7 separate regions of the Homo sapiens genome follow, and regions 2, 3, 4, 5, 6 and 7 are each linked to region 1. The links are chromatin loops, found by intact Hi-C in ENCODE. Cell type or tissue: dorsolateral prefrontal cortex. All regions are shown on one strand. Each heading gives the region's core, and the rest is flanking DNA. Links, peaks and the distances in the headings are about the cores only. Region 1 overlaps NTRK3 (neurotrophic receptor tyrosine kinase 3). Region 2 overlaps NTRK3 (neurotrophic receptor tyrosine kinase 3). Region 3 has its middle 17 kb from the start of MRPL46. Region 4 overlaps NTRK3 (neurotrophic receptor tyrosine kinase 3). Region 5 overlaps AGBL1 (AGBL carboxypeptidase 1). Region 6 overlaps LOC102724465 (a long non-coding RNA gene). Region 7 overlaps NTRK3 (neurotrophic receptor tyrosine kinase 3).

What was found. A loop is a pair of places that touch in the nucleus more often than their neighbours do. Peaks named below come from ENCODE experiments on the same cell type or tissue, not always from the same donor. Only the 100,000 strongest peaks of a DNase experiment are listed, where the experiment ranks them.
Region 2: it touches region 1 in a loop (2.2-fold over the local background); 4 of 110 quality-filtered maps call a loop at or near these places.
Region 3: a loop joins it to region 1, with 6 times the contacts of the local background. A loop is called at or near these places in 30 of 110 quality-filtered maps.
Region 4: a loop joins it to region 1, with 2.1 times the contacts of the local background. A loop is called at or near these places in 3 of 110 quality-filtered maps.
Region 5: it touches region 1 in a loop (4-fold over the local background); 50 of 110 quality-filtered maps call a loop at or near these places.
Region 6: a loop joins it to region 1, with 3 times the contacts of the local background. A loop is called at or near these places in 33 of 110 quality-filtered maps.
Region 7: a loop joins it to region 1, with 2.1 times the contacts of the local background. A loop is called at or near these places in 2 of 110 quality-filtered maps.

What each region holds. Positions count from the first base shown.
Region 1 is chr15:88,245,279-88,249,583 of GRCh38, forward strand. The region is part of intron 3 of NTRK3 (neurotrophic receptor tyrosine kinase 3); the gene reads right to left. Among named protein-coding and RNA genes, the nearest start is that of NTRK3-AS1, 5.3 kb to the right of the region's middle. In dorsolateral prefrontal cortex, for the core only: CTCF peaks have their summits at 1,717 (motif pointing left) and 1,934; DNase peaks (open chromatin) are centred at 1,693 and 2,871; H3K4me3 peaks cover 1,064 bases; H3K27ac peaks cover 2,296 bases.
Region 2 is chr15:87,873,385-87,877,689 of GRCh38, forward strand. It overlaps NTRK3 (neurotrophic receptor tyrosine kinase 3), which reads right to left. Exons shown (of 20, transcript NM_001012338.3): 20 at 1-3,736. The coding sequence ends at 3,551. Among named protein-coding and RNA genes, the nearest start is that of MIR11181, 71 kb to the right of the region's middle. RefSeq lists an enhancer at 1,457-1,957. In dorsolateral prefrontal cortex, for the core only: no CTCF peak of the experiment used is centred there; a DNase peak (open chromatin) is centred at 2,167.
Region 3 is chr15:88,448,203-88,452,507 of GRCh38, forward strand. No RefSeq gene overlaps it. Among named protein-coding and RNA genes, the nearest start is that of MRPL46, 17 kb to the right of the region's middle. RefSeq lists an enhancer at 1,996-2,065. In dorsolateral prefrontal cortex, for the core only: a CTCF peak has its summit at 2,179 (motif pointing left); a DNase peak (open chromatin) is centred at 2,179; H3K4me3 peaks cover 307 bases.
Region 4 is chr15:88,132,255-88,136,559 of GRCh38, forward strand. It overlaps NTRK3 (neurotrophic receptor tyrosine kinase 3), which reads right to left. Exons shown (of 20, transcript NM_001012338.3): 8 at 4,213-4,305; 9 at 3,645-3,786; 10 at 2,847-3,143. Among named protein-coding and RNA genes, the nearest start is that of NTRK3-AS1, 120 kb to the right of the region's middle. In dorsolateral prefrontal cortex, for the core only: no CTCF peak of the experiment used is centred there; no DNase peak of the experiment used is centred there.
Region 5 is chr15:86,913,766-86,918,070 of GRCh38, forward strand. It overlaps AGBL1 (AGBL carboxypeptidase 1), which reads left to right. Exons shown (of 23, transcript NM_001386094.1): 23 at 1-2,391. Among named protein-coding and RNA genes, the nearest start is that of AGBL1-AS1, 600 kb to the left of the region's middle. In dorsolateral prefrontal cortex, for the core only: a CTCF peak has its summit at 2,253 (motif pointing right); DNase peaks (open chromatin) are centred at 2,216, 2,506, 3,086 and 3,506; H3K4me3 peaks cover 1,928 bases; H3K27ac peaks cover 2,509 bases.
Region 6 is chr15:87,670,344-87,674,648 of GRCh38, forward strand. The region is part of intron 1 of LOC102724465 (a long non-coding RNA gene); the gene reads right to left. Among named protein-coding and RNA genes, the nearest start is that of LINC00052, 96 kb to the left of the region's middle. In dorsolateral prefrontal cortex, for the core only: a CTCF peak has its summit at 2,139 (motif pointing right); a DNase peak (open chromatin) is centred at 2,151.
Region 7 is chr15:88,034,723-88,039,027 of GRCh38, forward strand. The region is part of intron 13 of NTRK3 (neurotrophic receptor tyrosine kinase 3); the gene reads right to left. Among named protein-coding and RNA genes, the nearest start is that of MIR11181, 91 kb to the left of the region's middle. RefSeq lists enhancers at 1,210-2,021, 2,022-2,831. In dorsolateral prefrontal cortex, for the core only: a CTCF peak has its summit at 1,834; a DNase peak (open chromatin) is centred at 899; H3K4me3 peaks cover 510 bases; H3K27ac peaks cover 664 bases.

The DNA of each region.
Region 1 (4,305 bases), core at 80-4,079:
ATCACATGCCAGGCACCTACCATAATCTCATTCAACCCTCACAACCTCTCTATTAGATGGGTATAGCTAACCAGATTTTTCAGATGAGGAAACTGAGGCTCAGAAAAGTTAAGTAATGTGCCTAAGCCTATACCAGGGCAGAGCCAGGATTTAAACTGAGTTTTTTGACCAAAGAAGCCTCTACTCTTCCCACTACACCATGCCACCTCTCAGACAAAGGGACCATGAAAAGTTCGGGATGCAGGAATTGGTCTAACCAAATACCCTGGATTAGAAGATTAATCTGTTAGGGTGTGGAAAATGAGCTAGAGGCGGAGAGACTGGAAGCAAGAAGAACAGATGAGGGCTATAAAAAGTATCTATGCTTGTGGGGATGAGGTTCTGGGGTGTAGTAATAGGAAGACAGAGAAAATAGTTTTACACACACACACACACACGTGCTCATTGAAATCTTATAATAGTCCTGCCTTATGTTTATTATTTTCATATGAGAAAACTGAGGATCAACAAGGTCAAGTAGCCAGCCCAGGGTCTCAGGATGTAAGAGGCAGAGTCATGATCTAAAGCTTCATTTAGTCGTTGCCATAAATAATTAGGGTTGTATATGTAAATGATCTCTGGCCCAGTAGAAGGGATAATGTCAGCTTCTTTCCTTCTCTTCAGTGGACCAGATTTGAAAAGCTATCAGAAATAAGGAAGTGGGGAAAGATGGACCACAACAGAGAGAACACTGCCTGCAGCCCCAGGTCAGGAAGCTGGGAGCAGACCCTCAAGAAAGAGTCACAGGCCCCAGACCAGAGAGCTCCACACCCACCCCAAAAGCAGCAGACCCTGTCTCTAAAGCTGATAACCTTGTTAGTAGGAGGACACTCATTTGTGCATGGAACAAGACAGCACCTGCTCAAATACAAGACTGCCTGGAACAGACAGACGAGCCAACGATACTCTCAGAAGCACTGTCAAAACCAGCCAGTCCAGGCAGGGCCCATGGCCCTGGTTTGCAAGGCACTTTCGTAGCCACCTCTGTGTATGGTTATCTCCTAAAGCAGACACGGGATCTGCAGAGGTTAAGAGAAGGCGCCAAGCTCTCATCTCTAGTCAATGCCAGGACCTGCTATTTTCTGAGCACTACTTGTCGTCCGGTAATTTCCAAGCTTGGGTTGGTGGGGGCAGGGAGAGGGGAGAGATTCCCCCACACTTCAGCCAGGGCATCAGACAGCCTGAGAGCCTGTATAAAGCTCGCTTCCTCCATGATACTAGCCCCACAGTGAAACTATCTGTCAACTTCTCTATTAAGCCTGTGGGTCTTCCTGGGCTACCTTCCATGCATTCACCCCATTACCCTCTGTGCAAATGTGCTGATCTCTCCTGCTGCTGCTGAGAGAAGGCTGGAAGGAGAGCACACCAGGTGGCTTTCCTCCATCCAATGCACTCGCCCAGCCACCTCCTTCCCAGGAAGCCAAAGGCTCATGAGTCAGAAAGTCCGGGTCCTGGAGTCTCACATCCCTGGACTGCAGAGATACAATGGAAGCAGGGTCATCTCGGCGGAGAGATGCCCCTCATAGAGGAGAGCTGACCTCTCTGCTCAGCCCTGGCTCAGGAAATGCTCTGAAAGCCAGGGCTGACAGTGCACTTCTCACCAGGCTAGCGCCACACGCCCGGCTCCCGCCCTGGGAAGCCATCAGCCCAGGACCGTCTCGTGCGCCACACTGCCCTCTGGTGGCCACCAGGAGTGTAGCCGCAGAGGGAAGCCAAAATCTTTTAAGGTCTGTTTACAGAGACCTCAGACACGATGTGCACAGAACACAGAAGAGACGCACTTGTGCCTGTGCCAAGACTCCCCCAGATACACGCACGCAGCCCTGTTTCCCGCGGCAGGTAGCCGGGTTTAGGACTTCGAAGCTACTATTGCTCCCTTCGTGTTCTCCTCTTCTCTGCAGCACTCTAAGAGCTCCTTTCCCCGCCTGCCTGTAAAAGCCCGAACCCCTCAGTCCCAGAGCAGACACCAACAGGCGGATGGAGACCCACACCAGCTAGCGAGGCAGGGCCCTTCGTTCTGGGCTGCCTTGTGCCAGGAACTCACTGGGCGATTGGGCCAAATCAATTCACCTCTCTTGATTCCTAAGTTCTTTCTCTGTAAAACAGTGTTTGGCCCCAACATTTTCTGAGGCCCTTTCCAGATCTAGTAATTTATGGTTCAAAGTCTTGATCTTCTCTCTAACTCAGAAATCTTCCCAGTAGTCTAGAAAAGGAAATAACCAACGTGGTGCCCAATTATTTACAGAGCCTAGCGAATACATCATTGCATAGGTCTGAACATGACAGTGACCCTACGGGGGTGCCGGGCTGGAGAGTTCCATGACCTCAGCTCTCAGAAGTGCGAGGCCAGTGGCTGAGCGATCATGAAGCAAGCTCACACAGCCAAGAAGCAGCAAACGTGGAAAATGCACCAAACCCTGCCCCACAGTTTCGGCTGTTTCACAGAAGAAAGTTGTATCTGTCTCCCACACTAAGAGCTCATCCCTATGGAGAGAGAGATGGAGCTTCCATGAGCAATGAAGGTAGAGAGGCGGGGTAAGGTCGCGGGGGGATAAAGGCTGCTTATTGTGGAGAGGACCAGGGAAGGACGCAGAAAGAAGCTCTAAACATCAGCTTCCAGCTCCAGCTGCCCAGCGCTTTAGACACCCCCCTTTTGCTCTGCACCCAGAAATGCTCCTGGCACCCCAAAGCTCTACCTGGGAGAAGCCACTCAGCCCTCTGCTCTCCCATCCAGGCTCTCGCTGGCCATGAGCACCAGGGGCATAGTCCTGCTGACCACGGCTCAGCCCAGAGAGGAGCTGGCTGGGACCCAGCCACCAGCTTTCTGAATCTCAGCCAGCCTCAGCTGGCACCTGTTCTGCTGCGGGCTGACCTGACCTCAGAGGCCAGGACATCATGGGGTGGATGAGGAGGCCTGGGAAGAGGGTGTGGCTGAGACACAACTTCAGGAGAAACTCCCTGTTGGGAACAGGTCAGAAGGAGAGACCAAAAGCCTCCCCCACTACTAAGAGGCCTGCCTGGGACAGTGTTGGCCACACTGTTTGGCCAATACTACACCCATAATTATCCTATGTGCCTTCCCCTTATATCCCAGCCAGGGTAACTCCCACCCAAGTAACTGAAATGTTGTAAACTAAATGATTCTCCTAGACTTTTACATCAACTCTTTTATTTATTTTTAACTTAATAGTAATATATTTGTGTGTGTGTGTGTGTGTGTGCATGTGTGCATATATATGTGTATGCTAGTATGCATAAGAGTATTGCAAAAGAGCATAGGCAGTATAGCTTAATATTTAAATGCCAGACTGCTTTCCCATTTACTGGCTGCATGAAATTAAGTGAGTTAAGTTCCTTCTCTGCACTCAGTTTCCCCATCTGGAAAATGAGGCTAATAATAGTACTTATCTTATTGGGGTTGATGTGAGGCTGCAATGAGGTATTAGCCTTAGAGTGCTTGGCACAGTGTCTAGAACATAGTAAGTGTTTCAGAAACGCTAACGATTGTTATCATGTACTCAGTAGATGCTAGCTGTCACTAGTTATGTATAGACAGATTTCTCTTAGCCAGACATGACCCAGGGCACTGAACTTCAACAGGGTGCTTACATAATGTAGTTGTTATTATTATCCATTTCTTATAGATAAGGAAATTGAGACCCAGAGGAGGAAAGGGATTTGTTCAAAGCTAGGGAGAGGCCATGCCTGGAGGAGCTGCTGGGAAAACTGGGCTTAGGAAAAGAGCAGCTGCCAGAGTCCTCCATGCTTGATGATGCGTGTCTGGGGAAGGAATCCTGAATCTCCCACCACCCAGACTCTGGGACACTTATGATGGGACAAGCCAGGCAGGAGGACTGGGGGCAGAGGTGAGGCCAGGGGAAAAGGACAGGCTCCCAAGTCTGCTGAGCCCCAGGTTCCCCAGCCCTGTATGTGAACAGAGCTCAGCAGAAGGCCTCATCGAGTTGATTTCTAATTGGTGTGGGCTGCAAGCTGCAAAGAGCTCTGGGGCTGCCAGTCTCACATAGTTGCTGCCTCTGGGGACCCTGAATTTGGAAACATTGCCTCAGAGGGAGACACAGTCATGGGGGAGGCTCTGGCTTTGACAAAGTGCCCAGAACAAGAGCCAGCACTGAGTAGAAGGCGGCCCCAGCACCTGGGAGTGTGCCCGGGAAGAGAAGTCTTCGAGCGACCCAGGGACCCCGGCTGAGTCCCTGCCCACTCTGGGCCCTTGGACCCTCATGGGTGACATGAGGGAGAAGATGACTG
Region 2 (4,305 bases), core at 125-4,124, 370 kb before region 1:
TCCAAAGAAAGAAGAATTGGGAGGTCCCATGGCCACAACACCCTACTCCAAGGTGGACACCCAACAGCAGGTCACTCTCACTCAGTCCAGGAGAGGATCCGGTGAGGTTGGCATGGCAGAGAGACCAGCCTGGGTGCCCTGGAGCGTTCATCAAAAGACACAAAAGAGCTCACTTCAAAGCTAAGCTCTCAGAGGCGATGTGACATGGTCTTCTAAAAGGTGGACTTTGGTATGGGAAAATGAGGGTGAAATGAACTGGAGTGGCCATATTGGCTAATAGGATGTCATTTCACAACACATTTCATCACATTAGGCTCTTCATAAATAAATAAATAAATGGACCGTCGACAGTGCTTTTCTGGTATGTAGGAATGCCAGGATGGGAAGCCGACCAAATGCTCCCCTCCTGGCTTACAGTCGTCTCAGACACTTCAGACTCCGAAATGTTGAGACAAGGGGCAAAGAAGGAGAGGAGTGTCTTATTGGAACTCAGCCTTGCCCAGGCCCAGTGAGCCTTCAGCGGCAACTGCCCCCCACCTATGCAAGGCTGTCCTGCCATTCCAGAATGGTATTGAGAAAAATGGCACAGTGACACAACGTTGTCAGAATCTAAGAACTCAGAGCTAGAAGGGGCCAGAGATTAGCAGGTGTACCCCTTATTCTGCAGATGGGGAAATTAAGATACAGTGTACTAAGCCTTATCAGTCCTGTCCCAATATAGGAGGGACAGGTGTGTCCCAGTACATGCCACACTCCCCAGAGCCATAGTGTACCCTGCAATTTCCATGGCCCTATTTTCTGCCTCCTTTACTCTCCAAAATAAATCTTTTTTTTTTAATCTGCCAAGGCTAATATATCAAAGTAATATATCTTCCCTCGCTACCCTTCCCTGCTCTGCCCCTCTCTCTCTGGCACTCTTCCACAGCCAGCTGCTTACAATGGACACAGTAAGAACATGACCCCAAGATCAGCGTGAAAGCCCGTGGGCCTAAGGTGGCAGCAATCTGACAACTGCGGTCTCCTTCAGTGCTTCTTGTTCCCCCAAGGAATCACCTTCTTTCATTAGGCCATGATGAATCAGTGCCCTGAAGATAAAACCATAGCATGGTCCTTATTCCCAGTTTTCCACCCATCTCCAACCCAGTTCTTCTCCTGCTTCTTCCCAGCCCATCAGTGACTATCAGTTTTGAAACACACAGCCAAGAAGACAGAAGCCACACAGTGTTTGTTCAGGAGAGGATATGGGAGAAGGGAAGCAACAGGAGCATTGGTGCTTCACTTCTAACCAGAAGATACTTTTCCCTCAGGCGCCTCCAGACCATGCCCTCCCTGAACACCTGTTCTTAGCTACCCAGATCAAAGCCAGATTGTGCAGCTTCAGCCAGAACTCACAGCCCCGGCATAACGGTCCTCTAGGTGGAAAGACAAGAGGAGTAATTGTCATAGGACAGCAAAGGAGTTCCTTGAGGTGGTCAATCCAAACAGCTTTCCTGCAAAGTCCTCAGGGGCTAGGAGCACAGCACAGTGAGAAAACCAACACCAAATTCCCATCTCACCTGCCTCCCCTCCCAGTCCAGCTAACCAGCCTCGTTGATCCCAAATCCCAACCATGGCTACAATCTGAGCACAGCTCTTTACTATTCAAATAAAAATATTTGTGGGTCTACAAAAAGAAGCAAAACCACAAACACATAATTCAGTACTAAACCCCACATAGGGAGGCCCACATTTCAGCTGCCTTCAGCTAACCAGGACGTCCAGGCTGCCGGCAGTCTCTTCAGCTGGCAGGGAAAAGGGTAGGCCAGAGGCCCCCGGGAGGTGAGCTCCAGTGTGGCAAAGGTCAGTCCCTTAGGTAGCTCTGTGCTTGGGGCAAGGCAGAGGGGCCCCGTGGCCTGGGAGGAACACATCCTCTCCTCTCCAGCAGAGGAGATCTGTGGGGCCAGGCTGTTGGCTTCCATGTTTCATGTGACAGGGAGGCCCAGAGGTCGGCCCCACTGTGGTATGTGGCAGCAGCCAGGAAGGCAGTGATTCCCCAGTGCTGGGGCAGAGGGAGCAGGCCCCAGCACAGATGTTTCCTTCCCTCTCTCCGGTCAGGGCTCAGGCCTCATTAAGATTCCAAGCCTGCAGCACTGGCCGCTCATTGGACATCTCCCAGAGAAGCCTCAGCCCTTCCCCCTACCCCAGCCCACAAAAGTGATTTCTCAGCCCCTGCGTTTTCACAACAGCTCAAAGGCAGATGCATCAATCCTCCCAGGGGCTGGAAACGTGAGGAGAATGCCAAGGGGCCTGGCACAGGTGCCAAGTAGATTCTCCCCTGCTGGCTCTCACCCACTCCACTGCTTGCTTTCCTGAAACACTCACTGCTGCAGCCTCTCACTAGACCTGGCTCCCTTCCTTGGCAGTGGGGTTTACCTGGGACTCAGTAGAGACCCAGGAAGTGGGGTCTAGGATCTAGGGAAGCAGGATGAGAAACTGAGAGGACCAGGGGGCATTCGTTATAATGACCTACAAGCAACCAAGTCTCTTGCTATTGCAACCCTAAAGCGTGCTGTGTCTACATTCAAAGATAACATGGGGACCTGTTTCCTAACCCCCTAAGCTTCCCAGGGGCCTGAAAGTGGGAGGTGAGGCCAAGGAATCTTTGCAATGATGGAAAAGACAGGTGGCAGTGTCTTGGCAGGGTTCAGGTTTCAGCTATTTTTTCTTCTGTGGTTCTTTTACTCCAGAAAGTCCAGTTCTTTAAGTTCTGAGAATAGAAAGACACATCCTTTGCAACTCCAGCAAGAAGCTTACACCCAGGATGGATGCTGTCAGCTCTTGTCATGGTTTTGTGTTGTGGGGTTGTCTGTTCTGTGTTTACCCGTAGGTGCCATCATTGATTCCCAAAAGCATCAAGATTACACTTTTTAGAATGGACAAATTAGAACATTGTCCTGAAGTGGAGGAAATGGGGAAGAAGTGGAGGCAAGGACCCTGCTCAGGCATCATTTCTTTGCTGAGCACAGCCATGCAGTCCCCACATGTGCCTGTGGTGAGCTTCCGGGGTAACAGACACACACAGCAGCGACTGAGCACCACCTTAACTCCTCCCGTCCCAGAGCTCTCATCCCAAAGATTGTCTCTCTGCATGGTCCAGGTCTTCTGCTCCAAAGAGCCGTAGCATTAGAAGCATGGGCCACAGCTTAAGTCAAAGGGAATTTTCCTTTGTATTATTAATATTTTAGAGTTTCTGAGTTGTTAAAGTCTTGTGGTTTTCTGTATCAGCAGCTTCTCTGTGTACTAGAGAAGGTAACTCTCTGTAGATATAGATTGATAGATAGTTAGATATATAAATATATATATATATATATATATTTGCCAAACTGCCTTACAGGGTTTTTTTTTCTTTCTTTTTTTTTCCTTTTTTCAGTGTTGTATGTGTAGCAGGCACTTGAGTTTATATGAAGATGTTCGCTTCAGTCAAGGATGGAAGGAGTTGTGAGGTGGAAGGGAGATGTGAGGCAGGGAGAGAGGAGGCAACAGAGTATGAATTCATGACCACCAGCCACCACTAGCCAAGAATGTCCAGGTAGATTGGGGTGGCCTTCCCCAAAGCATGGAGGATTTTGTAGATCTCCTTGATGTTCAACCGCTGCTGTGGTTCCCTCTGCCAGCACCCCAGCATGACATCGTACACCTCTTTGGGGCAGACTCGGGGCCGCTCCAAAACACGACCTTGGGTAATGCACTCAATGACCTGAAAGAGTGAGAAGAACAAGGAAGTTACACCCAAAGCTCAGCCTTGGTCCTGTGGCTCAGACTCGGCAAAAAGCAACAACTTCCCGGATTAGTTTCTATGCAGAGCCGAGGCTCTCACAAGCACAAGCTAAAGGCTAGGCTGTATACAGCACTGGTATATTTGTCTGTCTGGTGCACAGTGCAGTGAGCAGCAGTGGCTGGTGGAGTCCTCTGCTGCCCTTCATACTCCACTTCTTGGGCCAGGCCCACATTGACCATTGACTCCCCATACTCTCTTCTCTTTTACCTCACTTTTCTTCTCTAGTCCTGAATCTCATCAGGATGACTGAGCTGCATTCATTTTTCACTTGATAGTGGACATGGGCTTCTGACCTGTCCCTCCCCCTTTCATGAGCCTGCCTCACTTTGAAACTGCCATGAAGGAGCTCTGCACCCTCTGGCCCCTGCATGCCTATCTCCTCTTATCTCTCATTCCTGGCAGGCTCCCAGTTGCAGACTCTGTGCACGTCACCACACTTGCCTCTGAGTCATTACATAGGACCCTTTTGCAGCAAGACCCATCCTTCC
Region 3 (4,305 bases), core at 192-4,191, 200 kb after region 1:
TGCATTTAGTGACACCATAATGATGGCTCAAAAATCAGCCATGGTGGGAATATTTGCAACATGGAGATGGACAAGTAAGTGCCACAAAACAACACATCATTCCCACCCCCACACTTCCAAAAGCCTGTTTACCTGTACACAGCTAGTAAAGACTCAATATCAGCTGCAACCCCACTCACACTCAGGACAGTCTCTGCACTCAGGAACCCTGGTGACAGGCAATCCTCTAAGGGCTTTAAATATAAACACTCATTTAACCTTTACAGCAACCCCACAAGGTACATCCTATTAGTATTCTCATTTTACTGATGAGGAATTGAGGTACAGAAAGATCAACTGACTTGCCCAAAGTCACACAGCTACTAAGTGGAAGAGCTGAATCCAAACCTGACAGCCTGGAGCCCGAATCCACGTGCTTCACCCTACACAGCACTGCCTTTCTTTCTTCTTCCCTTTTCAAAAGCTTCAGTGGGTCATGAATACAGAACCCAAATCACCAGCTACAGAAAACCTGATTTCCCTTTTCTCAGAACCAGGGAAGGCCCATTGCTCAGGCCTCACTTCTTCAAGAGAATGGGAGACGTGTGCATCTAATCTTGAGAAAAATTCCCCTCCCAACACCCCCACCCCAGAAATGTGCCTAATGATGTCTTTTAAAACGCAAGGTGGTTTTCATTAACAAAACAGGTGGACCGTCCACACGCAGTATTATTGGTAACGGATGGTTTTCTGCCTCCTGGCTCTAGCTGCCTGGCCCTGCCCTGCCGTCTGCTCCCGGATACTGGGGGTATAAACCCTCCTGGCCTTCTAGGCCTGTTGGAAAATGCTGGCCTGGCTCCAGGCATCAAAAGCACATCCGGCCCTTGCCCAAGCCCTGCACGGGGGCCTGAGCAGGCCTCTGGGAGATCCTGGCTAGAGGCATCAAGACCAGATGGCCAGGGAGATTACTACAATTTGATTTCCACATAATCCATGAACTTGGATAAGCAAATGTCTCTTCATATGCATTATCTTGTAATCCCAGGGAGGGCTGTGCAAAGCAAAGAGCCTGGTTCTTCCGCCTCCACAGGCCCAGCATGCTGGGTAATCCCTGCTCTACTGGACAGGGCTTCTGAAAGCCAAGCAGCTCTGCCAGGAGGCTAAGGAGATGCTGCCTCCAGGGCAGCGCTGGCTCCTCGGAAGCCTGGTATTTGAGCACAGGGAGGAGACCCTGGGCTCCCAGTGGCTCCCAGAAAGCATCAGGGATTTGAAATGCTGCAGCCAGGCAAACCCCACATGGCATGTGGGCAAAAGCCCAGGCTGGGATTCAGGACTCCTGGAATCTCCTGCCTTTGCCTCCACTCTTTGTGAGGTCTAAGACAGGTGACTTCTTGTCTCTAAGCCTGGTTATCCCCAAATGTAAAGCAAGAAGGTGGAGGCAGGTTATTTAAAGAGTCCACCTTGCTTTGCATTGCATGTAGCCATGCGTGAGCACAGGCCTGGATTGCCTCCCTGTCACATGTCAGGAGCTGCTAACCCAAGACCATCCTGAGGCAGGCGCCCCACCCTACTGGCTGTCTCCAGAACCCCAAAGTGCCCTTCATGAACCTGGTCCCTGGATCACGAGGACTAGATTTAAGTCCCAGCTCTGCCACTCACGAGACTGAGGCGGGGCCACGCACATCACTTCCACAGCTCCACGCTGCCCTTACTCCTAGTGAGGTTTATACAACCCTGCTTTCCTCCGGCATCTTGTGAGGGTCACAAAAATTAGGATGCCAGACTACAGAGAGAATCTAGCCTCTCAGTCTACTCAAAGCAAAAGTACGTTAAACTGAATCAAATACATGGGAAAACAATAGGATGTTGCTGTTATTACCTTTTTTCCTGGCTCTGTCTACCCTTTCACATTTCACCTGTCTTGAATTCCCACACCCTCTTCATGACTCTGCTTAATCCCATCAACTCACCCTAATGTGTTAATGACTTGGTTGGTGACTTCTGCCTCCCAATACAGCTGCATGTTTGCAGTGGCCTTCAATGCCTTCACTCAATTTGTAATAGGCAGATGGTCACTCCGTGATGCTCACATGCCAGGAGGTGTGAGGGAAGAGGGAACGTGGGCTTCCGGACCGGCAGCACAGCTTTCGACTTGGAGCGTCTGGGACGTGTATACGTTTGTGTGTGGCGCCTCCCTGTGGACACCACAGGTATTGCCTGGGACCGACCCTGATTGCCAACATCTATCTCAGCCTCTGGCAGTCCCCACCAGGATTGTGGAGGCAACTTTCTTATGTTGTCAGTGAAAAACCCGAAGCCCACATGGGGGTGGATAACTTGTTCAAGATCAAACAGTTCCTTAGGCATTCTGCAAAAAGGAAGAAGTGATCTGTAATAGCACCTCATAATTCTATAAGCATGAATGCTGAGGCAGAGAGCAGCTTGCCCAAGTCAGTTTCAAAGCTAGAAATTTAGATTTGAGGACCAATCCTCATACAATACATGCACCTAAATCTTTGGGGAGAGAGACGACCTCATTCTTTCCTGTTTATCTCAGGTAGTGATAGTCCCCCTGCTTCTGAAGCCACATCTGGTCTACTATTGCAAAATCTGCTTATGCCTGATGCCCCTTGAAGTTTCCACAAGGGCCTGACTCGACTGAGGGTTCACCCTCCACTCTCCAAATGGGCTCTGCCCAAGACGACCAGTGTCGTCACTGTTGTCATTTGTAATCCATCTGGAGAGGGATGAAGACGTCCCGGAGCCACTCAGTTCATGGGCTCAGGGATGCAACAAGCTCTATCCAGAAAAATTCTAGAACAGTGGGGACTGGTGGTAGGGGGGACAGGGGTTGTCACTGTACTCATTCATTCAACAAATACTGAAAACTCTGTACCAGGATTTGGTCCAACAGCAATCTGATCACAGTCGGAGGAAAGGTTGTAGGTCAGAGTTGAGACAATTATTAAGGTGAGCTGTGGGCGTTGGCTGAGCATCAGTCAGGGTCCAATCAGGAAAAACTCAGCCATGCCAGGTAGTTCAGAAGAATGAGTTTAATATAAGGAACTAGTTACAAACGTGTTGGAAAGACTGAAAAATGAAAACAGAGGATGGTGGAACACCCCAGAGATTAGCAAGTTAGAAGTCACTGCCACTCCCAGGGCTGGGGGGACAGAGGAAGGACGTGGTGCTCCCAGGAGCCTCGACTACCTGCAGAAATTTGAATCATGAAGGCAGCTGCCAGCAGAGCTGGGCCCAGAGTAGATGCTGGATTGCCACACACAAAAAGAATGAGGAGAAGTACCTGGCTGCTCCTCCTTTCAGTCTCTTGTTGGTACCTCTTATGGCCAAATCCAGCTGGAATCCAGTTGGCAAAAAAGTTTAAGAAATGTAATTTGCAGGCCGGGCGCGGTAGCTCACGCCTGTAATCCCAGCACTTTGGGAGGCCAACGCGGGCAGATCACGAGGTCAGGAGATTGAGACCATCCTGGCGAACACGGTGAAACCCCGTCTCTACTAAAAATACAAAAAAATTAGCCAGGCGTGGCAGTGGGCGCCTGTAATCCCAGCTACTCGGGAGGCTGAGGCAGGAGAATGGCATGAACCTGGGAGGCAGAGATTGCAGTGAGCCGAGATCCCACCACTGCACTCCAGCCTGGGCGACAGAGTGAGACTCTGTCTCAAAAAAAAAAAAAAAAGAAAGAAATGTAATTTGCAGTGGTTAACACCCTCCCCAACATGCACACACATACATATGCATTACAAAACACAGCAGGGAAAGACTAGGGAATGGGTCTGAGAGCAACAGGCAAATGCCCCAGTGTGTGAGGTGCATGTTCAAGCCTACACGTGACGTGAACGTTCAAGAATACGCGTGTGTATTATATCAGCTTCAAAGGTGTGTCGGCAGAGTGTGCATGTGTGTGTTTTAGTGTGACCGTTCAAGGGTATGCATGTATCAGACGGAGAACAAGCTTTATACCTGTGTGTGATAGGAACAAACACCCAAGTGTTTGTGTGTGATGCGAACATTCAAGACTATGTGTATGTGTGATGAGAATATTTAAAGCTCTTGGGGGACATGTGTGTGTGTGCTGTGAATGTTCAGGAGGTGTATATGTGATGTGAATGTTCACAGCTGTGTGATGTGATGTTCATCCAAGGTGTGTGTGTGTGTGACAGAGAGTGTGTGACAGAGTGTGTGACAGAGAGAGAGAGAGTGTGTGTGTGTATGTGTGTGTGTGAGAGAGAAACTGGTGCGAAGACATAGGGATGGAAGAACAGAGTGTACAGAAATGTTCCCTATATCCATAGAAGGAAATGTGG
Region 4 (4,305 bases), core at 300-4,299, 110 kb before region 1:
ATCCTAAGAATCTTAACAATGGCCCACAGCTAGTAAGCCTTTTCTCTGTCCAGACGCACTGCTATGCACTTGGCAGGCATAACTTCCTTTAAGTCTCATGGTAGCTTAGATGGGAGATATTATCATTCCCATTTCATGGATACAGAAATAGAGGCACAGAGAAGTGATTGTCCTCCATCTAGTACTGGCCTTGCACTAAGCCCCATGCTAGGAGCCCAGGCCACCAGATGGGAGGGCTATCTGGGAGGGGCCACAGATGGGACCTGCACCTAAGTCTGTCTGATTTCAGACTGCCTGCTCTTAGCCTCCATGCTTAGCTGCCTGGAAGCAAAAGAGAAACACACATGATAATCACGATGTCTCCACACTTTCACATCAAAAGAGAAGAGCAAGAATCACAGACCAGCTTTGCATCTAGGCTTAGCTGGGGTGAGTTCGGTTTAGAGGGCTATGACTCATCTCTTCCTGCACCCCCAGATAATTGACTCTCTTGAGCGTTTAAGCATCTTGTCACTTGGCATCGTTTCCCTGTCACTGCCTTTTCATCACCCATTGATCCCTTTAACCTAGACTCACAAAACAAGCAAATCTTCCCACAGGGTGACCCTAGCAGGATGGAGATGGGTCTGAGGAAATGACCTCAGGTGAGGTGCTTTCTCTTTGAGTTTCTCTGTGACTCTATCCTCCCTCCATCCTCCTGGGGCCAGATTCCCACTCAATTCCAGGGTAGTAGATTGCAAAGGAGGGAGTACTGGAGTCACCTGGGGGCTTGTTAAAACATAGCTGCTAGACCCCACCCTGGAATCTCTGATTCCGTAGATGTGAGTGGCGCTTGAGAACTTAAGTTTTAACACATTCTCAGGTGAGGTGGATGGGGCTGGTCCATGGACCAAAGGTCACTTTTGAGAACCACTGGCCTGAGGAGCACTGATAACTGACTATGGTGACAAGGGTATCCAGAGACTAACAGAAGGGGCTGCTGCATCTCGTGGGGGCAGAGGAGGTATCTCTGAGATAGCTCTGAGGGCTGAGAAGACGCAAAGTATTGCTTCCTCCTGAGACAAAGGAGAGAACGGAGAAGCTGTATCCACCACATCATCCAACTGCTGCTGCTACCCCACACCTCTCAGGATACCCCTGGCAGAAGGAGCCAGAGTGTCTTCTCCTCCCTCCTGAGCATTCTAGGGTTCCCCCCTCCCTAGGCCCCAGAAGCTTCTCTTTGGAAACAGAAACATTGCTTCAGGGTGCTTCATTTCCTCACCAATCAAGACTTTCCCTCAACAATGTATAGACTTTCCTCTTTAAAAACAGAATTTATTCTCTAATCAGGCCACAGGCAGGGCAACGTTTCAGTCTTTTATGTCAACAAGACCTAGCCTGCCCTTGTAGACCATAAGAGCAAAATATCTCTGCTCTAAAAGCCTCTTCTTCCACTGTGCAGGCCAGGACTCATCTACCTGCTGAAAGAGAGCACAGTGTGACCCAGGAGGGGAAGTGTCATGGGGGCTTTTACTGAGCATTCTGGGGATGATGGAAGTTTCAGACTACATGGGATTTCCAGGGCCTCAAACATCTGCACATTCTCAACTGCCTCCGAAAAGACGGCTCCATCATCCCTGGGACCTCAACGGCAAGAATTTAGCTTAATGCAGCCACATTTCTCCGACTTTACTCTCAGGGCCTCCAGTACGAGTTCCCTTGCACTGACATAAATAAAGCTTCCTGGAGCTGCCACACCCTGGTAATTTGTAGACTGTGAAGTTGACTTCATAAAAACAGATGCTACATACTGCTAGCTCTTTCTGCCTTTTCCCTTTGTGCACGTGTGTGAGCATGCATGTGCATGTGTGTATGTGTCTTATCAGTTTTTACACTGTATCCCATTAGAACTCCTGATTCCTAGGGATTGAAGACCAAAGGTCTCCTAGTCACTTCCCAAAATGAAGCACCAAGCTCAGCAAAGACACATGGCTTTATGGGCAAAACTTATCAATTGCGGAACCCACAAAAAGATGCTACAATCACTTTCACTAAACTCTTTTGGTGTTTTTTTCTCCTCCAACTTCAGGGAGATATTTAAAGCATCTTAGCCCAGACAGAGAAAGACAGAATCAACTCCCAAAATCAAATCAAGCAAAGTTCTTCAGTAATTTCAATAATTTTTCCTGGTCCACTTGACATTAGCACTATCATAAGCTGAGGGCATCAGGTATGACCCACAGTAGCTCACCATGGAACAAGAGAGGAATGAAGCCACAGACCTGGGGGCCTAGATCCAAGTCAAACCTTGTCACAGATCAGCAAGTAGAATGAGGATCAGGTCATTCATCCGTTAAATGGAGGGTTAAACTGGACACACTCTCAAGTCCTTTGCAATGGGAAATCCCGGAACCATCATCAGGTGTCAAACCCTGTGACGTGCTTTATATACCTTGACTCATTTAAAAGTCACAGGAGCAGTGTAATCATGACTATTTCATAGAAAAGGAAATTGATGCTTAGAAAAGCAAACTATCAGGCCCAGAGTCTCCCCACAAGTAAAGGGCTGGGTCAGAATTCTCTACCATTACTGTCTCTGCTTTCTCTACTATCATACAGTGTGCCCTAACATGCACAACTGTTATTTCTAAGAAGTCTTGGTTACCATGACTGCTATTGGAAAATGGAGACTCTATCCTTGTTTATACCAGATGCGGCTGGTGGTTGCACATGTTCCAGTGTGTGTTTTGTTGCCCATGATAACAGTATGAGTACTGATGCTGCTTCTCCTCTCAAGCTACCATGCCCCATCTCCCAAGCTTGTAGAAAGAATCCATACACCTCCGATCCAGCTACGCTGCCCTCACCTGGAAAGGGCTCCTTGAGGAAGTGGCCATTGATGGTCTGGTTGGCTGTGCCCAGTGGGTTTTTGGCAATGAGGGTATAGTTGCCATTGTTGTAGTGGGTGGGCTTGTTGAAGAGCAGGCAGCCCTCGGAAATCTCTCCCTCTTGGTAGTATTCCACATGGATGATCTTGGACTCCCGCAGAGGCTGCCCATTGTGCAGCCAGTGCAGCGTTGGTGGGGGGTTGCCACGCACCACAAACTCGATGCAGTGCTCCAGGCGCAGCTCAGGCTCCTCCAGGCTCACCACACGTGGGGGATCTGTCAAGGGAGAAGCCTGCTGAAATCCAGGACACAGAGTCTACCACCTCCTGCAGTAGCCTTCCAGCAACTAAAATGGGAATCCCGGTTCTTCCCCACCCACTCTGAAAAGGCTGAGGGAAGCAGAAGTCCCACCACAATCCCAGCAGAGGGGAAGAGATGTCTGTCTTTATGCAAGCTTCCTAGATCCACCTTAGCTGGAGGGCTCCCTCTTGGGACCTCTTAGGGGTTTCATAAAAGGCAGAATAGGCCAACTTAGAAGTGTCCTGAAGATGTAGTTGACTTGGAGCCACACCATCTTCTGAGGGACAAAGGTGCTCTTTCTGGGGTTTTTAGTCCAAGGACTTACTTCTCAGTCCTGCCCTACAAGAGTCCTTCTGTCCCTACTGGTAGATCAGCTCACTGCTCTAGCTCACCCCTGACAACACCTTGGCCCCTCTCCAGCCTCCTATGCCAGTTGCCCCTCACACACAGCCATCCCCCACAATAACATGCACTTACAGTAGACAGTGAGGGCAACACTGGCATTGCTCATGCCCACCACGTTCTCTGCAATGCACGTCAGGGTGAAGCCATTGTCCTCACTCGTCACATTCACCAGCGTCAAGTTGATGGCATGAACATTGGTCCAGTTCAGATTGGTCTGAAAACCCCAATAAAAAGATAACAATCAGATAGCTTCTACAAGGATGGCTCTGCTACCTAATCCCCAAATACCTTTAGGAATCAAAAGGAAAGCTGAGCGGAAGGCGAAGGAGATCTTTGTGTGAAAGCACACTGGCCAAATGCCAGGCTCCTCATAGGCAATAGTTCAGGCCATCCTCCTATTAACCCTATGAGGTGAACGGTAGTTCAGTACTATGGCCATTTTACAGAAGCAAAACCTAAGTTACAGAAAAGTTGAGTAGCATGTATAGAGCGAAATGGCTAGAAAATATTGCAGCTGCATGTAACCCAAGTCTATGTGTTTTTTCCTATAGTAACAAGACCGCAAATTTTCCCTCTTCTTCAAGACTACAGTGTGATCACTCCCTAGCCTCCTGATGGGGCTGAAGCCCAGGATGCCTACCTGGTGAGTGTTGATGGACTGCAGCCCAGTGACTATCCAGTCCACATCAGGAAGGGGTGATCCAGAGCCATTGCAAGTGATAACAGCGTTGTC
Region 5 (4,305 bases), core at 209-4,208, 1.3 Mb before region 1:
GCTGAGGCAGGAGGATCACCTGAGCCTGGAAGTGGAAGGTTGAGGCTACGGTGAGTCGTGATCGCACAACTGCACTCCTGCCTAGGTGGCAGAGTGAGACCCTGTACTCTGTCTAAAAGTAAATAAAAAGGCTGAAGCAAAGATGATTCTACATGGGGGGATTTCAATGATCTTTTATAGTCTCTAGGCTCTTATGGGGTTAAAATGATTTCTTGGTATCAGACAAGTATTATGACCAGCTCCTGGCAAAATAAGTAACACTTAAGCATAATTATTTGGAGCTATTCAGTTAAAGTGTCTGAGTGTAGCCCTGGTCTTGAAGGGCAGGGCAAGACATGGCATTGAGTTCAATTGTCTCTACTGGCTGTGGGACGGGACAGGAAGCAGAGAAGCCGACAGGTCTGCCATCCAAACATCCAGGGTATGGGGGTTAAATGAATGAATGTCCTGGGGTAGAAGACTATCAACCAGACCCCACCCACACTTCATTCTGAAGAGGAAGTTATTTTGGGAGGTATTAGAGGAGGAAAAATCTGCCTGTGTTTCTGCTCTGCTCAGACAATCACATAAGTGACTCATTTCACTCTCAGTACCAGCTCTGTGGGATAAATGGACATTATGATTGCCATTTTAAAAATGAAGTGCACCCATACTTAAAGAGACACGTTTAGTAAATGATAGAGCTGGAATCTGTTCCCGGGGAAATCTGACTTCCTAACTCATGCTCCCTCCACTTCCCCAGAGGAGGTGAATATGAACCATAACACAGTTACAGCTAACGTGGTAATTAGCAACACTTAGTATCTATAATAGTCTAAGACCATCGCAGGTGTCATCATGTTTAAGCCTAAAACTTCAGCCCAACGAGCTAAACTCTGTTGTTATGCTCACTTTATAAATGAGGGCATTAAGAATTTAAGGGCTAGCCTAAGATGATACAGGTAGTAAGTAGCAGATCACAACCTTAACTCAGGCAATCGGACTCTTAAACTTGCTCTCCAAGGAAAAACATCTTTCTTCAAAGACCCCTAAGGGCCCTCTGAGAGGTTATGGAGCAAGTCTCCATTTCTAGGAAAGTGTGTTGTTCTTGTAGATCCTTGACTCAAATACAAGTAACTCCTACTGGCCATTTCTGCATAACTTCCTGCTCCTTTTCAAACTCAACAGGTTCAAAGTCAAAATCTCCTCCCAACAAAATCTCTACCTCCAAATTCCTAAACTTGATTATGCCGATAGTAAACCGGCGTTGTTTGATTTATTTGTGTGCCAGATGCAGAGCTCACTGTCTGGCCGAGGCAGGTACTCAGATCTTCACTAAATAGATGAATCTGCAATGTTGTTGAGTGTGAATCTTAGCTTTGGTTGGAGTCCAAAGCTAAGAATCAGACTCGGTAACACTGTTCTCACCTGGACTTCAAGTTTTCTTACCACTCTTCTCACCTTTGGTTGTGCTTCCTTTCCAACCCTTTCATCCCTGTGCAGCCTGATAGTATTAGGAAGGAAAACCGGCTTCTACTTTCGCAGTTTATAATTTGTCAGTGACCTCCCATGGTCTTAAGGATAAAATGCAGACAGGACCTAGTGCTTGAGCCTTTTCAGATCCAGCCACTACGTAATTTTCTGGTCTCTTCTCTTGACATCAGCCCCTGTTAAAGTCATAAAAACTTACTTTCAATTCTCAGAAAGCACCTTACTCTTCTGTTCCCTCTTCTTCCATCCATGTGCCTAGATCTATCCATTATGTGCTTAAATGTAGGCTCCTCCAAGAAGTCTCCCATGATCTGATTCTGAGTTCCTACTGTCATCTTGGAGAAACCCAGTCACAGCTTTTGTTGTATGGCATTGCCTGTGGACTTTGCTGTCCCCTCTTCACCTCCCCCCCACCGCCCCACTGCACCAAGACTGTAATATCTTGGAGAACAAAGACAATTTTGTTCACTGCTACATCCTGAGAGCCTAGCATCGTGCCCAAGATGTGGTGGGACTTCCATAAATATGTGTTGAATGGTTGAGATCTTAATTTCTGTTAGAACGGTCTCCTGAGAATGACCTCCTACCCGTTGCCTCAGTAACCTCTTACGCATGGAGAGCAGAGCTGCAGGAAAGCAGGACACACGTGAGTCCAGCCAACTCAGAGCTTCAAGGAGGCGTCCAGGAGAAACCTCCCTCAGCCCCGTTTGCGGTGCCTCCTGGTCGGTAATTTTCCAGAAGCAATTTCTTGTTTCCTCCAAATGGCCTGTAGAGGTCAGAAAAGGGCCTTGTTTTCCAATCACCGACTGTCCTGTCTACATTAGCATTCACCCCGGGTGTCTATAATTAAGCAAGCCTAAGCTGGGCACATAGGAACGGAAATGCATTGACTTTAATAAAACAGAGTGTAAAACAACTTTAGATTGACTCCAGCCTTGTTTATTCTTGCACACTTGTAATTCTGGTTTGGTATATTCCCAGTCAAAGAGACCATTGTCCTGGGAACTGAAGCGTGTCCCTTGCTTCATTGCTGCTGCAGCCTGTCCAAGGAGGCAAGCCGCACCAGGTTGCTGCTACCAGCTCACAGCAATTTTTTTTTAAATTTTTTAAAGAAGAAAAAATAACAGAGAATAACCTGTGAGAACGATGAAAGGAGTTCCTATTGATGTCCTGGACTTTGTGTGTGTGTGTTTGTGTGTGTGTGTGTGAATGTAAGTACATCCAGAGTCCAGAAAAAATATGTAAATAATAAAAATGGATCAGGCACTCTGGTCTTCACCTATTGTGTAATTTAGGAAATGATGGTTTTGTTCTTTAAGTGATTCCGTAGCATATGGAATAGAACATTATAACAGAAGTTGAGAGTCCAAGGTTTAGGCTCTGGCTCGGTTACTTCAATATATGGCTTTGGGCTGACCCTTTCCTCTGGGTCTCAGTTTCTCCATTGGAGGGTGAAGGGCTGGACCACACGAAATCTAACCTCACTTCTATTTCTAATATTCATGAACATGAATGCTGTGCTGGCGGGGCCTGCAGAGAACACCAGCAGGCCCGGGGCTGGCCAGGCCGGTGAAGAGGCAGCGTGAGGTGGCTCACACTAGCGTTCTGTCTCTGCAGGGACCGAGGCCAGGCCTGCACAATGATCTATTCAGAGCACAGAGCAGAGCAGTGCCGTTGATATCCTGCCAATGCCCAGCAGAATAAAAGCTTCCGAAATCAGGGCTAAAAATAAATAATAAAACAAAATGACAACATAAACAGGAAGACCTAAAGGAGGGGGAATGAATTGAGTCAGCAAACTTCAGCTGGGGTGGGGCAGGGAAGAATCTAATTTGTTTTCATCCACATGGTTTGGCCTGCTAGGTGCTGCACTGGTGTTTAAAGTGCTGTTGGAAGGGGGAGTTTGATGCCACCCTGGGAGAAGATAGAGAAGATGGGGGAGAGGCGTGGCTGCTCTCTCAGGCTCGTTTCCTCCCCACTGTGCAGTTGGTCCACCCACTCCTCACTGACTCTTTGTTGGTTGTTCAGAGAGAGTTCTTTCACAGTCCCTCTCCTGTCCCTGGCCTCTGCCTGGGCCTGGGCCAACTGCCCTCATCGACCTTGTCTCTCAGCATTTGGGGCCCAGCTTCCTCCTAGGCTCTTTGCACACACTCAGGATTTCAATCAAAATGACTTTCAAATCTGGTCATTTAGGGGAGGATGTGTGCAAGAGGGTTAGGGAAAGGGAGCTCATTATTACTGAGCACACTGAATGTTCCGGCCACTGTACAGTTACATGCAACATGCAAGGAGACAGACAGCAGTGACCTAGCAGCAGCCACAGGGCAAGTAAACATATGCGGATCACCTCTACAACCTTGTTCCAGGCCTTGTCATTGCGAAGCGTAGAGATTCAAAGCAGTTGGAGACTTCCTTTAGTGAGGCGGTTTCTTGAATTTGGGGATATGCAAATGTCGGGGTGAGGGATGAAAAGCTGCTCTGCTGTGCATTAGATGGTACCAAAGATTCGGGGAGTGGGGCCAGGGGTGTGCACTGGGAGAGAAGGAGAGAGAGAGAAGAGAGAGGATGAGGACTTCCCAGCATGGCTCAAGGCAGGGGAGCAAAGAGGGCCTCAGAGAAGTCCTGACTCATAAAAAAGTGATGTCCAGGATTGAATTTTAAGTTGTTCTCTGTTCTGTGGGATCTCATTTCACTCCATCCCTAGTCCCTCAAATCTCTAGTAAAAGTCCATTACTCCCAAGCAGCTGGGTTCTCATTATATTTTGCATAGATGAAAGGTTCAGTTGTTCATTTTGGATGAAAACATGGGGGAAGCCACCAAAGAGAATTCAGCAG
Region 6 (4,305 bases), core at 237-4,236, 570 kb before region 1:
GACGAAGGTTAAGAAATAATTATAAGAAAATGTTTTGACATTACGTTAATGCCTGTCAGGGTATTATCCCCAATTTAAAGTTAATCACCAAAATTACATTGCAATTCCAAAAATGTAATGAAACAAGATTTGCTGAGGTGTGAATAATAAAGAATCAGAGCCGAGAGCTAAAAGAGAAATAAACTTGTTTAACCCTTTTCTAGTCTCCTGCCAAAGAGCAAAGAAATAGATGGCGATTTGGGCCATGTGGATCTTGGCAAAATTAATGGGTTCATAATCTGGAAGAAAACAAGAGGTCTTTGTCAGCACTAAAACACAACCAAGTATTGAGATAAAAAGTTGACATTTAAATCCAGGTCAAAAGCATTCCAAAAATCTGGATATTTGTCATTGTGTGGGCAAGATATTTAGACACTTGATAAATTGCTCAATTTTCCTCTAGAATTTTGGTGTCTTGCAGAGGTCTGGCTTTATGCTTCCAATGGGCTGTCAAGCTTTTCTGCTTGAATACCCAGCCATCACCTCAAAATCAAACCAAGTCTATCATATTTCCTTCAAAACCAATTTCCCTCTTTCTGTCACTGGAAACAGCATTTTCTCAGGCTCTGACACTTGGAATTCTACAGCCATCTTTGACCCTTTAAGTTTCATGCCACCCACACACATCCAGGCCAAAAATTCTTTCAAGCAGTCTTTTAGAAGTAAAGATGCCGACAGGAGTGTCCATTTTGCACGTGCTTTCTCCAAGACAAGCTCTCGCTATTAGGTGTTTTTCACACATTATCTTTTACCCTCAAAACAACTTTGCAGGATAGATCATATTACCCCATTTAAAAGAGGACAAAACTGACATTTGGGGTGCCAACTGGCCCAGTCACTCCTGCAGGAAGTCCTTGTAATTGAAGCAGGGATGCAATTCCAGGTCTGTCTGCTCCAAAGCCACACACAGCATCAGCATGCCCACCTCACAGGTGGTAGTGCAAATCCACTGAGTGACTGGAAGAGGGCCTGGCACACAACAAGTACTTGGTAATTGCTGCCACCTGATCTCTCTTCTAGGCCACACTCCCCCGTGCCTGCCTTGATTCCCCCTGTCACTACCCTTATCCTGCCACACAAATTTATGGCCCAGACGGCGGCCACGCCCAGCTATCTGACAGTTCCAGATTCTCTTTTCTCTATCCTGAACACAGCTGCTGCATTTATCTTCTCAAACATATCTTGGTCGTGTTGAGAAGATTGTGCTGCACTCTAGTTTACAACCCTTTGATGGCTCCTCACTTTCCTTAGGAGACATTTCAAACTGAGCCTGCCTTTCAGAGCCCTTTGGAATTACCATCTTCCATCCTCATCACCATCACCTTATGAGAACTCTTGACTTCCATAAGGTAGGTGTGTTTCCTGGACTCAAGTTGGCCTCTCTGAATGGCATGAAGAGATTCTTCTGCTGTGAATGCCCCTTAACCTCCACTTTAGTCTTCCATTTCACTAAGTCCCTATTCAAATGACCCCTTCTCCAGGAAGTTCTCAAGGACCACCCCAGCCCACTCTATGAGCATTTCCCCTCCCTGACCTCTCATGGTGCTTATCTGCCTTACACATATGGCATTAATCAAACCCTGCCTTAGACTCCAAGCAGCTTTTTCCCTCAACTAAAAGCAATGTAATTCAGTAGGGAAAACACATCCTTCACATGATGATGGGCATGCATTTGAATCTTGAATCTGCCACAAATTACTAGTTTGATTTGTCAAATCACTTACGGGTTTATGCCAACTTTTTAATAGATTCAATGATAGATTTCATTTACTAAACATTGCTTGTGTGACTAAGTGCCTTCAATGCATAATCTATGAAGGAGGTAATCATATCACCCCCTCTTCAATGAGAAAGAAACTGAGGTTCAAGGAAGATAAGAAATTTGGTAATTTTCTTAAGTCAAAGAAACTGGAAAGTGTGAGCTGGGATTACTCTGGGACTTAAAAAGATGCTTTCGTTTATCTAAGAGAGCCTTTCATTTACATCTTGAAACAGTCCTTTTCATCAACATCCCAGGCTTCTGCAACCCAGTGCTATGAAAGCCCAGGAAACCACTGTGCTTCTGCTATCCCATTTCCCAGCCTGCCTTCCTTTACTTTCCCAGCAGGGGGAGCAGAGGATGGAAGGAAGCGATTCCAGGGAAAAGAATCAGAAATCTTCAGAGTTGGAAGGACCTGAAAAAATGGGGCCCCACCCCTCCATGTCATAGACGCACCAGAGGCTTGGACAGGAGAAGCAAGCAGGCCAAACACACCCACCTCACCAGAAACAGTGCTTCCTCCCTCCCAGCCTCAACTCCCTAGCATGCTCAATAGGCCAGGCAGCCTCACAGACATGCAATTGAAAACCAGGCACCTTATGCATTAAGAGAGACGTCCTTTCATCCATTTCCAATCTGTTGCCATTTAATTTCATGAGGCAGGATAAATAGGAACACCCACTTGGCCTTTGGGGAGCCCTTTATTACTTCATTTACCTCCACCTGGTCTCTCACCACTCCACATGACTCTGTAATATACAGCTCTAATCATTGGTGTTTTCTCTGCCAGCAAAATCCACCCTGTCACCTCCTGCCCCACCTCACCTCCAATGTCTCTAATCAACTCCACTGCCCTTCACTGGCCTTTCACCCTTTCATTTATATCCTCGTTGAGATAAGACAGCTGGCCCTGACTGCTGTATTCAAAGTGAGGATGTACCACTGATTTATAGGATGGCATGATAATATTTCCGCATCTCATTCTCCATCCCCTTCACACAGTCATGGGTCTTATCTGAACGCCACTAGGCATGCAGCAGATGTCTTCATTGAGCTGCCCATAATGACACTAGCTGTAGATCTCTTTTTGCCTCTTTCTCTCTTTTTAACACAGACATTGCAGTTAATTCGGAGACCACTCATGTGTGCATAGAGTTTAAATCGCTGCCTTCCAATGAGCATTGCCTAGCCCTGGTGTGCAGTGTAGATAACTGCCTATTGGAGAAATTCCTTAAAGAAGCTCTGGTCCCCACAGCACTTGAACTTCAGTTTAAGGGTAAATGTTTAATATGAGAGGCCACAGTGCCACCTAAGATGATCCTGGGTGTTTAGGGCAGTAAGTCAGCTTTCCAAGATGAGCATGCATTGATTTGCTGAGCAATCGAGATTAGGGCATGGGAAAACTCACTTTTCTCTTTCAAGGGTATAACTGATGCCACCAAGACAGGTCAAGTTGGTGGTGGCATTTGGTCTTCTCTGAATATTTGTAACAGTCCTAATGCTATTGCTAAAACACCAGAGAATACAGCCAAAGCACTCAAGTGCATCACTGGAATGGTAATTTGCCTGTGCTCCCTGTGTCCCTCAGAGTCTGTACCAGTCAGGGCTCCCCAGCGAATCAGAGGCCAGTAAAAGGTCGACGGATGGAGAGATAATTTCAAGGAATTGACTTACATAATTGTGGGGACTAGTAAGCCCCAAATCTGTATGACAGGCTGGCAGGCTAGAAAATTTCAGGCAGCATCTGACGCAGCGTCATGAGGCAAAATTTCTCATTCATTCATCAGGGAAAACTATTTTGCTCCTAAGGCCTTTCAACTGATTGGATGAGGGTGTGCACATTATTGAGGATAATCTTCTTTACATAAAGTCAACTGAGTGTAGATGTTTACCACATCAACAAAATATCTTCACAGCAACACCTAGATTAGGTGAAGATGAAATAACTGTTACTATAGCCTAGCCAAGTTGACACATAAAACTAATCATCACAGAGTCAAAGGCAATAAGCTATAGCATGAGATCTCCTTTTAAATCTCCACCAGCCCAAGAAAAATCCCTTGCAGCACAGCAAATGCCAGTCCCAGCCCTGAGATTTCAAATACATATGGGCCAGCCCTGAGTCCTACTTCAGCCTGCCTATAACAGCCAGTCACAGTGCTGTTAGATCTTGGAGATCACTCCAAGACCACCCCAGATGTGCTCCTTACTCTCTGCAGTTGGAGACTCAGATTCACTAAATGTGGTCACAACTTTAGATTTTTATATTCTGGTGACATATTCAGGCTCTTCTCCCTAGATCTGGGGACTTGTTTTCCCACATGACTCTCAGTTTCACATGTGCCCCTATTGGAGGGTTCTCCACTTTATTTCACAGTCTCCTTCTATTAGCCCCAACCATGTAGACTAGCCCTACTGATTTGTCATAGCTGCTCTAGCAGAATAGGCAAATACAGAAAAAGAAAAGCAATTTATGAATGTACAAGGAAGGCTAGGAATTGGGGCAG
Region 7 (4,305 bases), core at 239-4,238, 210 kb before region 1:
TGGAGGACCCTGAATTCCACTCCATCAGCACAGACAGGCTTATTCCAATCCATGACAAATATCTGACTGTGTTTGGAGACCGTATGGAAAAGTAGCTGTAAGTGGTTGCCCAAATACTCACAATAATCACTTGCCTTGCAAAAAAGAAGCCAGTTCCTGAAAACACCTTGTAAACTTTTTGAAAAACTTTATAGCAAATTCCAGTTAAACAGGGAAAACTAAGCACTGGTTTTTATCCTCTTTCCCTCCTCAAACATACACTAACCATTCCCTCTACTAAAATACAAAAAAGGAAATTCAAAAAATATCTGTGCACAAAGAGAAAGAGGAAAAGTGGTGATAAGAGAAAATAAGATAGTTCAATAATATTTTGGAATTTAAAAAGTCAAAAGAAGAAAGAGGCAAGAGGAGGAAAGAGGAAAGAGTTGAAGAAGAGATGACCAACAGGACTGCAGGGGGAATATTTGCAGGCAGCCAGTTCTGCTGGAAAGGATCACTATGTGAAAGGACAAGAGAGCCAGGAAGGCTGAGGTGGAGTGAGGCTCCAGGCGGGAACAAGGTGCCCCGCCCCCACTATCACCTTGCTCCCTTCCCACAGGACTCTAGTGGTTTACCCAGAGACATTGAACTCAGAAGGCTCAGGAGAGGGCTGGGATGAAGCATGAAGCTCAGCCCCTTCTTCCTGCAACCCTGCCTCCCCATCACACCAATCTCATCTCATACCAGCACCCTGCAGGAGATTAGAGAATACATCTCTGGATGAATTCTCTCAAAAAATACCTCTCGGTATGGACATTTGGAGATCTACCAGTGGAAAGTCAAGCTCATTCTGTGATCATGCCACAGTGAAACCTGCCAGTTGGCAAGCCCTACCCACGCACACAAGGCAGAATCGCACTAGCTTTCTAGGGCTCAATTCCTAAATATGAAGAAGCAGTCAAGATCACCAGGCACTTCAGCAAAGCTCCGGCATGGGAGAGCACAAGACAAGTAGACAATCAGCGACCTGCAGGAAACAGAGGCAATGCAGGAAGCAGAAGAAGACTTTCTAAACAAAAAAAACTACTAATATCCTCAGAGATGTCAGTGAAAACACTGCATCTATACAAGCAAGGCAATATTTAAAACGTGAACAATTCAAGGGTAGTGAAGAGTCCTTGGAAATTACGATCGTCAAAATTTTAAAGTTAAAGGAGAGTGGAAGATAAAGCCAAGAAATCTTCCAGAAAATTAAACAAAGAGGAAAGAGGTGGTAAATAAAAAAGGAAAGATAAGAAAATCAAAGGTTTGATAAAGAGATCCACCATCTAATTAAAAGAAATCCCAGAGAGAGAGAGACAGGGAAAATGAATATGAACAGAAGAGATGAATGGAAAACTGAAAAACTTTTGGAAATTTCACCCAAATTACTTACCCAGTTTCCAGCACAATTAACACAAGTGCACAACTATGAATGTATGTGCACATACACGCACATACACACACACACGTATATCAAGGCACACAATTACAAAATGCCAGAGCCCTAGAGATAAAGAGAAGATGCTAAGAGCTTCCAGGCAAGAGGGATACATTTATAAAGGAACAGCAATCAGAAAGACAATGGAATCATTCTCTATAACAATACCACTATTGTTATTCTACAGAGCAATTCCTTCAACATTTGGATGGGGAACTTTTTAACCTGGAAATCTACACCTAAAAAAAAAAAAAATCAATCCACTCTAAGAACAAAATAAAAGTATTTGCAAATGTGTAAAAATTTGCCTTGCTTGTCCCCGTCTTAGCATGCATCAGGAAGAGGGATGTCAGCAAAACAAGGGGGCAAGCAAGGAAAAGAGGAAGCTGGGGATTTAGTATCATAGAGAGGCAGTCTCAAGCCGCAGGGCTGCGGGAAGGAGGTGTCTGGAGCGAGAGATTACAGAATACAATGATGAAGACAGGATCCATGCCCAGGCTGTCTTGTTTACTCCAAAGCTCACAAGCCTTCCTGCAACTACAGACTACTTGCTTTATTAGAATTGTAGACCACGGAATGCAGGAAGACACAAAGACCACACGCAACAGAAGTTCACCTCCAACCCCGCCCCTTTCTGTTCTCAGCATTATAGGATGTGGATGGTTAAAGTGACATGGAGGAAGGACACGGAAGAGGGAGAAGTTTGAGAAGATACCACATCGAGACTTAAACCTTTTGTGAAAGGCTGTTTCTTTGAATCTGCTCACATAAAGTCCATAGATAGCAAGTAGTCAATGAAATGTTCCAAGAGCCTGGGATCTAAAACAGTCTCCACCTTCTCTACCTTATTTGAGGATTTGAAAAAGCTGTGTTAAGGTGCATAGATGGAAGTGTTCTGCCACAGACTCCCAAGCCACAGGAAGGAATAAGATCACCCAGGAAGACCTGAGAGAGATAAAAGAATAAAGCCAGACATCAGAGCCCTGGGGACCCCAATACTTAAAATGTGGGCATTAGAAGGGGAGCAAGGAAAAAGAGAACTGCCAGAGATGTGAAAGGAAACCAGAAAAGGATACTGTCTTAGAATTCAAAGGAGGAGGCCAGGCGCAGTGGTTTATGCTTGTAATCCCAGCACTTTGGGAGGCCGAGGTGAGCAGATCATGTGAGGTCAGGCATTCGAGACCAGCCTGGCCAACAAGGTGAAACCCAGTCAATACTAAAAATACAAAAATTAGCTGGGTGTGTTGGTGCATGCCTGTGATCCCAGCTACTAGAGAGGCTGAGGCAGGAGAATCACTTGAACCTGGTAGTCGGAGATTGCAGTGAGCTGAGATGGCACCCACTGCACTCTAGCCTGGCAACAGAGCAAGACTCCCTCTCAAAAGAAAGAAAGAAAGAAAGCATTCAAAGAAGGAGAGTGTCTAGAAGTTCAAGAGACAAATACACTGAGGACAAACAGGATTAAGCTTGAAAATGAGCCAACGTGTTGGAAAATGTGTAGGCGACCTTAATGAGAGAAGTTTCCATGGAATGTTAAGGAAAAGTCAAATTATAGTGAGTTGAGGAGTTAGTTGGAGAAATGCTGATGATTGTAATAATTTTTATTATTGAATACTTCCTACACATCAGGCTCTGTAAAGGAGTTAATCTTATAATGCCTCTGTGACATTGGTACCATTATTTTCCCCATTTTAAAGACGGGGGCATTACAGCACAGAGCAGTGACCTGCCCAAGGACAGATGCCTAGCAAAGAAGTGGTGATGCTGGAATTTAAACTCACAGTCTGGCTCCGGAGCCTGTGCTCATAACCCTCCACCAGCACTGCCTCCCTGAAAGTGCAGACTGTGGGGGAAAGAATTTATGCAAAGGGATACTTGATCAATTCTGGTACATTATCTTCCTCATAAGCAGCTGCCTTCAATTGCAGCTCCCCAAGACCCTTTTTAAAGATGTTCCTCTTGACCCTTGAGAATTGGGATGGGAGTGAGTCACCTCATTAGACTCACCCAGATAGATTACAGATAATTCATCATGTCTTCTGATGTATGTCACTGCTGAATGTTCCTATTAAGCTATATCCACAGCGGAAAAGAGCATCGCACCATCAGACTCTTGCCCCATTCCCAAGGCCCTCTTACTCACCTTTGCTCTTCCATAAACTACATTCCTTAAAAGAAAACCCAATAAAAAGCACATAGGCCCATCACTTCAAAGGATGTAAGAGGAAGCCTCTGCAACTGGCCCCTGCCTGCTTGTGTCTGAGTCCAGCAGGGCTCCTTATAGGGCTACGGCTGGCACTGGGTCAAGACAAGTCTTCCTTGGACAGGGCTGTTCTAGGCATGTAGCAGCCCTAGACCTGGGCATGAAAAGCCAGTCTCAGCTTCATCAGCCATAACAAATGCACCACTCTGCGGAGGATGCTGATCATGAGGGAGGCTGTGCATGGGTAGGGGCATGGGGTAGATGGGAAATCTCTGTACCTTTTACTTGATTTTGCTGTGAACCTAAAATCACTCTAAAAATAAAGTCTAAAAGACAAAAATTTTAAAATGTAAAAAAAAAGTCCAGTCTCCCCACAAAACACACACACACATTTCCAAACATCCCCTGTGGTGACGGAGCTGTGCCAGGTTGAGAACCACTGAGAGAGACACCAACATGTTACTCCATGAAACTCTGGCCAGTTCTCACATCACTTGCCTCAGGGGAAAACTCAAAGACCTGTAGCCCCTCTAGGGGAGGAAGCATTTGTTCTCACTGAGATTGTTCTCACCTTAATAACCACAGTGAAGAATTTGTTAAGATAGTGAAGGAGGGAAAAGTAATAGGGGGAAAAATATCTCAA